Linked DNA regions of Homo sapiens: all the other regions are linked to region 2. The links are chromatin contacts, found by Hi-C in ENCODE. All regions are on one chromosome and are shown on one strand. Each heading gives the region's core, a stretch centred on a gene start or an enhancer-like site at or near the end of the contact. The rest is flanking DNA. Distances are from core to core; before and after follow the strand shown.

Region 1 (2,700 bases), core at 68-2,567, 3.1 Mb before region 2:
TATCCTTTTTTCTTTTAATCACTGTTAAGTTCCTTTAACAGCGTTACTGCAAATAAGATTCAAGCATGATTCTCAAGATTCACCACACCATCTTGAATTTGAACACGGGGAGGGGAAATTTACAGAACCAATGTAGAATAAAAATGGGCCCTAAATTTCGGTAAGAAATTATCGTCGCTTTTTGTAACCACCCAAAAAGGTATCAACAAGATATCTAGAAATGTATGACGTGGCAATTCAACTTTAGTAAAGTTAAAATGGTCTTATTACCTCACTTAAAATGCGTCAGGGGAACAAAATATAAGGACATTATTAGGTGATACCAAAGTGCCTCCCGTGCAAGTCCTGAAGATAGCGGCATTCGAAGGGGGCAGGAAGTGAAGCATCAACTGGGCATTTACTGCAAACCCGTTACCAGAACTTGGAAAAGAATGGACCTCGTATTCCTAGATCTTGGTGACCAGAAAGGGTGAGGGTTTGCCTGCGAAGAGTATGGGCTCAAGGCTGTCTGGAGCAGGGTCCTGTATCCGCCCTACCACTTTGCAGGACGAAAAAACAATGTATTCTCCTTAAAATAAATTATGTCCTAACATGGGACGAAACCCGGTTGCAAAGCACGAGTATTCCTTCCCTCGTGTTAAAAACCAACGCTTTGATTTTGCCGCAAATCACAGGGCACCACAATTCCTCGAGACTGGCATTAAAAACAATGGGCTCAGCCGCGGCGCGGGCTCGGGGCCAGCGTTCCTCGGGTCCGGCCGTCGCCGGTGCCTCCCCCCCACTCCCGTGGCCACACTCCATCACTGACCAAGCCCGGGAGAGGTGACAGGCAAGGAGCGGAGCAGACAATGGCATCCGCCGCCGCGCAGGGGGCGCCAAGAGTCCTCGGCCGCCACCGCCCCCGGCCCCTCCCGAAAGCGCCCCGCAAAACTTGAGGCGATTCCCGAACCACAGGTGCCGCGAGGCTGTCGCGGAGCCCGGGACTGGCCCCCACATCCCCGGGCGCGGCGCGGAGTGGTGCGGAGGGCGCGGACACGGAGAGAAGTGAGTTGCGGGCGCGGCGACCCAGTGGCGGGCCGGGCAGGCTCGGGGTGGGGTCGTCGGGGCGCGCGCGGGGTGGCGGGGGGCGCGCCCAGTCCTCCCTCCCCCTCTCCCCCATCCCCGGCGCCCCCTTTCGCCCCCAGGGACTTACGGCGGCCGCGGGCCGCGGGCGCGGCGGAGCTTGGCCGGCGGCGGCGGCGGCGGCGAAGGGGAAGCCCCTGTCGCCGTGCTGAGGAAGAGAAGCCGTGGTGCTGTGGGGAGGACACCCGGCTGGCATAGGGCAGGCTTAGGCGGAGAGGGGAGGGCAAGCTGACAGACCCCGCCCCGGGGGCCGGACGAGGGAGGAGCCGGGGCTGCGGCGAGCTGAGGGGCGGGCTAGGCGACGCGCGGGAAGCGGCTCAGCGGTCGCCAGCGGCACCGGAGGCAGCGCGGGTAACCGCTGAGTCCAAGGCAGCCGATTGGAGGTTTCTTCGCTGAGGGGAGGTGCGAACCGGAAGCCGGGCCACGTGACCCGGAAGCGGCGTTTGCCGGGCCCGAGCGCCCGCGCGCCCGCGCGCTCTTGCAGGTGCCTCCGGGACGCGCGCGGGCGGCTGTCCTGCTTGTTTAATGATAGGAGGACGGGATTCTGCAGCGTCCTTAGCCTAGCGGGTGGTGCGGGGCAGGGAAGTTCCGGACAGCGAAGAGCCACGTTCGAGCTCTAATGATTCTCTGTGTCCCCAGAGAGGAAGTGTGAAGTGTGACGGCTGACGAGGAGGGTGGGAGGAGACGAGGGAGTGCTGCAACTCTGGAAAAACAAGTCAGCTCTTCTGTGGAGCTCGTCACGCATTCACGGGCCTTTTGCTATCATTCTGCCTCAAAATTGTCCGGAATCCGCCCTCTCCTTCCCATTGCACTGCTCCAGCCCTAGCCCAGACACCTTCCGCCCCGAGCTTCGCGGGAGTCTGTTCCCTGGGCTCGCCTCGCCCATCCTCGGTGCTGCGGACTGGATGAGTTACCGTCCGTTCGGCTGAAAAGCCCGGACAGCACCTCACCTTCGAGATCCCGCTTCCTTCACACTGGGTCGCCCCACCAGCCGCCTGGGTTCCAGTTTAGCACTGCCGACGACTTGCTGTGCCTGGCATGTCCTTGCTCCCAAATGTCACATCTATGAAGCCTCACCCTAAAACCCTGTAAGAGCGATTCCCTCTTTCACCCACATGCCCGTTAGCCTTTATTTAGCACACCTTAAATTGTATTCATTTTGCATCTCAATCTAGTTCACAGCCTGGTATATAACAACTAATAAATGTGAGTTGACTGATAAAGACTATAAAATGATAAATTTGTTAAGAGCTGTAATGCTGAGCGTAATGCCTGGGCATAATGGATGTTCATAATTTTCTGAATGATAGAATGGATGAATCATCTAGTCATTTACAGATAAGGAAAGGGGAGTCCCACGGGATTAGGTGACCTTCCTTGAAGAGCCACGGGTTTCCCATATCGAAATGCTATTCATTACCCGAGTCACCTAGGTTCTTACAAAGGAAGCGAGAAAATTGCTTTTGTTGGGCCATGCCCCTTTTGCAGAGGTTCCTAAGTATAGTCGCCAGAATTTTTTTAATGGCCTAAAGTAAAAAAAGAAATGCTAAAATTTTCACGAAGCTAAATGTAATCAAT
Region 2 (2,700 bases), core at 116-2,615:
GCTTGAACCCGAGAGGCAGAGGTTTCAGTGAGCCGAGATCGCGCCACTGCACTCCAGCCTAGGAGACAGAGTGAGACCCTGTCTCAAAAACAAACAAACAACAACAAAGAAAACAGATTAAGGGACTTTGGACCTATACCTTATGCATAAATGTTACTGCACTACGATCATTTATTCTTGTAACCCCAGCACTTTGTAGAGTGCTTTGCATATAACAGATACACCACAAATATTTCCTAAGTGAGGAAACAAGGCTAAGAAATTAGTTAAGAAGGGAAAATGGTCAGTGCCTTGGAAATGACCATGGCTCCCAACTTGCAGGTCAGGCCTCTAACCCCTGAATGCCACTTCCTTCGTTGACTTTGAAGGCCCTATAAATAGTTGCTGTTGATTGAGGGCAAGAAACATAGCTGCTGTCTTCACTAGGAATAAAAATAGTTCAGTGGTCTTACACTGATGGACCCACACATAATTTTAGCCCAGGAATACAAAGCATAGCAGGCAAATTCATACCTCGGACCACATGGGCAGTGTCATAGGACCCTGTGAGCTTGGGAGCCTTTGGGTCTGACCTGCTACATGCAGTGACCTTTCTAGCCTCACAATTTTCTTATCTGTAAAATAGCAACCAAAGTAGCCCCTAAGGGCTTCCCAGGTGGGTCTCTACCAAGACAGCTCATGGGAGGGACGGTAGCTGTCGCCCCACACTGCAGAGTCCTGCGTAAACTTCAGGAGCTTCTTCACTCCTGTCTACTGTTCTCATTCAGTGTAGTCTGTCCAAACCCCCCACACCTCTTCTCGTCCAAAAAAAGCAGAGTCAATGCAAAAAGAGGCAGTTTGGACCCGGGCACGGAGGCGGCTCATTCTCATCCTGAACAATGGCCAAAGAATTCTGTGAAAAGTAGCCGTAGCAACAGTTAGGTCCCCTGAATCTTAAGGAGCACGGGGTGGCAATGGGGTGGTAATCACTGGCTAGCAAGGACTAGATTCAAATAGCAAACTCTTAATTGCAAGGTCTCAGGTCACAAGAGGGCCAGACCTGGGAAGGAGAATGAGTTACATGAGAGGGTAGTTCCACGCGTTCCCTGGGGGCGGTCCCTCCTTACCTGGTAACACAGGATGGTTTGCTGCACCAGCCGCGCGTACCCGTCCAAGCGGACCCCGGAATTGCTCCTGCTCCGCATCTCCCCGAGGCTCCCAGGCCGCAGCGCCCGATCTGCCGCGTGGGCGCGGGACGTCGGGGCTGTGGCCTCCAAGCGGGTCTGGTTCCCGGACACTCACAGCCTTAGTCGGTTCTTGGGATGGGACCGGGCCGGAGGAGGTCGAGACTTTTCTAAACGCTAGCCCCAAAGTCCGGTTGGAAAGCAAGCCAACCAGAGCTCCGCGCGGCGGGGAGGCGCGGGGGCGGGGACGGGGGCTGGAGCGACGAAGGTCCCGCCTCGGCCAGGCCTGCTGGGCTCCCGACGCTCGCGGGAGCAGCGGGAAACCAGGTTCCGGGAGTGGGGCGAGGACGCCCCTGCCAAGCCCCTTTTACGTCCCGGCGGTCGCGAGGAGGTCCCCCGGGCGCGAAGAAGACGCCAGCCCACCCCAGCCGCCGGGGAGATCGCCCAGGCCGCGCTCAGCCCCGCCCCTGGCTCTGCCCCCGCCGCGGAGCGGAACCCTCCAAGTCGCGGCCTGAGGAGGAAGGAAAAGGGGGCGGCCCGGGAGAGCCGCTGCGAAATCAGCAACGGGCGGGAACCAGGTTGCCTCCCTGAGTCCCTTCTCTCCCCGGCCGGCTGCCAACCACAGCCAAGGCCAGAGAAACAGGCCCTTCTGCCGCGGCCACCTGGGCGCCTTGGACCCGCCCTCCGGACTCGCCCCCGCCCCTGCCGCGGAGTGGAACGTTTGGAACCCTGAGGGGCACAGGTAAGGGGGCGGCCCCGCCCCGCGCCCTGGAACGACCTCACGGCCCCGCCCACATCCCCGCCCCTGGCCCCACCTCCGCCGCAGAGCGGAACCCTCAGAGTCGCGGCCTCGGGGGGGACGAAAAAGGAGGCGGCCCGTGGGAGTCTAGGGGAACCCGGCTTCGGGCGGCGGACGAGTTGGCTTTCCTGCGTGGTAGTGTGGAGCCCCCCGAGACGGGTGCCAGTCCCACTCGAGGCCGGAGAAAGAGGGCCGCCTACCGCGGCCGCCTGGGCACCCCTCTGAGGGCCAAGATTGTAGTCCCACCTCTGGCCCCGTCTCCGCCGCCTAGCGGAACTGGAGTAGCGGGACCCAGCCCGGAAGAAAAAGGGGGAAGGCCCGGAGAGGTGCCCCAGCGACACCTCTGGCGCCTGTGACCCCGCCCCTAGCCACTTGGGCGCCGCTTCCTCGGGCAGGTTCGCAGTTCATCTCCCACGGGTCTACAGCTTGAAACTTGGCATTCATTATAATGTTTCGTGGCTGCTGATAACCTACAGTTCACAATCTTCGGCCTGGTATTCATTGTCCACCAAAATCTGGCCCACATAGGAATTTACTGGACAGCTAGACTAATGCAATCAATTTCCGCAAGCTCTTTTCCAGTCTCCATGCATTTACTCTATGCTTGACCCCTTCGGCCCTTCTTCCTCCTCCTTGACTAACTGAAGCCTATCTTTCCCTTAACGGCCAGCTCAGCTCCTCTATTAGCCTTCCCCATTTTCTGAATTTCTGTAGCCATTGGTTTAGTAAGAGCTTAGG
Region 3 (2,700 bases), core at 44-2,543, 3.3 Mb before region 2:
AAGAATGTCCGTTCAGAAATTTCTGGACAGAAAAGCTGGTAATAACCTCCTCACTTTTTTCCTGTGAACCCAGAATTGCGAATGGAGGGAGTAAAAAAGCGTAATCTTGGAGCAGGGGGCTGCAAACAGAGGTCTGAATGTGGTGGTGTCTAGACAGGACCTAGAGAGCATTAGGGCACCAAGTGCCTAGGAAAAGTCATCAGGAGGACACATCAGGAAGTAGAGGAGTGTGCTTACTCCATGTATCTCCCTAGCATTTAAAGTCCGCTGACTTTAAATGGGCTGGAAGGAACACGGTTCCAGTTTATCTCCATATCGGGTTAAAGGACATGAAACCTAGCTAGAAGGAACATTGCTCCACCACTGGCCCATCAGTTCTGTTTCCTACTCGGTTTTTGCTTAACGAGTTGTGGTGTTTAGAGTTGGGAGATACATGGAGAAAGTCACTTTTTAGGAGAGGATCAGAGATCCGCAGGCTCATTTCACTCTATAAATGCCGCGGACATCTGGTTCCAGGACCTGGACAGTCCTCTCTGGAGACTGGTGGGCCCCTCCAACACCTCCGTGGCTTCCCGGGATCAAGTATCGCACCTAAAAGGAGCGCAGAGAGCGTGCAACTGGCGGGAGAGGCGTGACCAGAGTGGAACCAAAAGTGGGTGGCCTGGGAACCTAACGCGTGACCAGAAGTGAAGGTAGGTAAGTGCGCATGCGCAGGATGCGAGTGGCCAATGAGGACCACAAGGTTGTAGCGTGTGGCCTGAGAGGACGGCCAGGACTGGCCAGAAAAGAGAGGTGTGGAATGCAGTAAGAAAAGTGACGCGGACCAGAGGGGTCTTGCCTGTTCCGAGAGAATGGAAGGGGTTAGCCACGGTGGGAACGGCCACGGCGGGAACGGCCCCGCCAGTGAGGAGCGCAGGCAGCAAGGCTTAGCGGAAGAGGCGTGACCCAGGCGTACCGCAGGGGCGTGGCCCGAACGAGCTGACTTTAGCCCTTACGTGAAAGGCGTGGCGTAGTCGCAAGGGTGTAAAAAAGAAATTCGAATTCGCGGGACGGTCGGCCTCAGGCGGAGTAGGGACGTGAGCCCAAGGGAGGGAGGTGGGGTAGGCAGACTAGTTGTGACTGGATGATCACTGGGCGAAGGGTGGAAAAGTGGCCACAGATGGAAAGGCGGGCTGCGGAGTAGTGACCGGCAAGGGAGGTGGCGCGAAAAGGGAAGTAGGGACATGACGTAGTTGGAACGCAGAGACGTGCCTCGAACGTGGGGGGCGCGGTCCTTACGTGTGGGCGTGCCTTGTTGCTCTGAGGGGCGTAACAAAGATGGTGGAGCAGGCGGAGGGCAGAGGCGTCGGCAAGTTAGCGTGCAGGCGCGTGGCAGCGACAGGAGATGTGTAGCCAGAGCGCAGAGCAGGTGTGGACTCCGGCGCTGGGGAAGCGTGGCCAGGGCGAGATTTCAGCCTGGGTCGGGGACAGAATGGGGACTGATAGGGGCGTAACCTGGAATGACGAAATGACGTTTGCTGCGTAGGGACGTGGCTAAACGTGAGGGGGCGTGGCCAAGATGGCCGCGTGCGGGATCCTCGGGTACCGGGAGCGAACGAGGAGGTTCTGGCTCAGGTAAGTCGTTCGGGTAAGGGCGGGCGGCAGTAAGGAGCGTGGGCAGCAGCAGGGCGTGGTCTGCTTGAGAGGGCAGGAACTGTGCCACTTGCCGCAAACATGACCGCGTGCCGCTATCGGCCCTGGAGCCAGAGAAGCTTTTGGTGCGGCGAGGTTGGCCGGGGCCCTGGCGGGGCTTCTCTGAGGAATGGGAGTGGGAGGCTGGCGGCGGGGAAATAGCCACTTCCCCACTCTAGCCCTCTTTCTCCGCTATGGGGATCACCAGACATCCTTTTAGGATTCTGTCTATTAAAAAGTAGAACAGCTTTCCCAGAGACATTGCGGGATGAGAGGAGTGTCCAGAAACCAAGGAGCAGCAAGCTGGGACTCCCTCGGGTCTGCATTGTTGATATTCCCACCTGACTATGCTAGGGGCTATGGACAGACACAGCCACCCCAGAGTAGATCAAAAGCACAGTTGTGTCCCTTGGACAAATCTGAGTTTTTCTGTTGTGCCTTGCCCCAGAGCCGGAGGAGAGGAACCTCCAAAATGCAGACATTCTTGGTGGCTGGGATTCTGTGTGATATTCAGCGTTAAATGCTGCTGCTCTGAGGCTGCTGGAAACGCGTTAGTATTAATATCTGTGTACTTCTCTCACATTTACTTTTGCTGGAAAAGCTTGGGAAATGACTTAACGAAGATGCGTAAACCTTAATTTGTTTATATGCTCCTTATTAGCCACTGAATACCACATTGCTTTCTGCTTCCCCTTCTTCTTTACTGATAATCTGACCATTTCCACTATGCACTTTGAAAGTCTTGCTGGAGTATGGAGAATAGTCAGAAATCTCTGGTAAGATGCTGCCCCGCGCATCTCTCAGAGGAGTCACTATTCATAGCCTGCATCAGAGTTCACAATGAACCAAAGTTCACCCCACCTCCCCTGTCTTCAGGGACTTAGTGAAAAGCTGCACTGTTCTTGAATATTTTGGAAATGAAAAACTTTCTGGGCTATTTTAAATCAGTACCTGGGCTGGAATTAACCGAAAGGCGAAACAGCAAGGGCACCATTCTCTGTGCCTATACGTAGCTGCCCTGTGCTTGGA

Evidence for each region. Hi-C counts contacts between places; a loop is a spot of excess contacts on that map. Pooled maps may share reads with other maps.
Region 1: a loop to region 2 is called in a map of CD8-positive, alpha-beta T cell, with 9 times the contacts of the local background. The contact joins the promoter of AP1S2 here to the promoter of PHKA2 in region 2. A Hi-C loop is called at or near these places in 2 of 168 maps with a recorded cell type or tissue (CD8-positive, alpha-beta T cell and naive thymus-derived CD4-positive, alpha-beta T cell) and 6 of 50 pooled maps.
Region 3: a map of B cell shows a loop between it and region 2 (37-fold over the local background). The contact joins the promoter of CA5BP1-CA5B here to the promoter of PHKA2 in region 2. A Hi-C loop is called at or near these places in 2 of 168 maps with a recorded cell type or tissue (B cell and CD4-positive, alpha-beta memory T cell) and 8 of 50 pooled maps.

Annotation. Positions count from the first base shown.
Region 1 is chrX:15,853,496-15,856,195 of GRCh38, forward strand. It overlaps AP1S2 (adaptor related protein complex 1 subunit sigma 2), which reads right to left and starts at 1,318. Exons shown (of 6, transcript NM_001272071.2): 1 at 1,193-1,318. RefSeq lists silencers at 745-1,034, 1,255-1,534, 1,625-1,734 and an enhancer at 1,352-1,956.
Region 2 is chrX:18,982,749-18,985,448 of GRCh38, forward strand. It overlaps PHKA2 (phosphorylase kinase regulatory subunit alpha 2), which reads right to left and starts at 1,366. Exons shown (of 33, transcript NM_000292.3): 1 at 1,107-1,366. The coding sequence starts at 1,184. RefSeq lists enhancers at 1,168-1,668, 1,669-2,169, 2,151-2,200 and a silencer at 1,361-2,050.
Region 3 is chrX:15,674,165-15,676,864 of GRCh38, forward strand. It overlaps CA5BP1-CA5B (CA5BP1-CA5B readthrough), which reads left to right and starts at 1,294. Exons shown (of 12, transcript NR_160544.1): 1 at 1,294-1,614. It also overlaps a transcript of CLTRN not described here and the pseudogene CA5BP1. RefSeq lists enhancers at 223-726, 959-1,577, 1,250-1,369.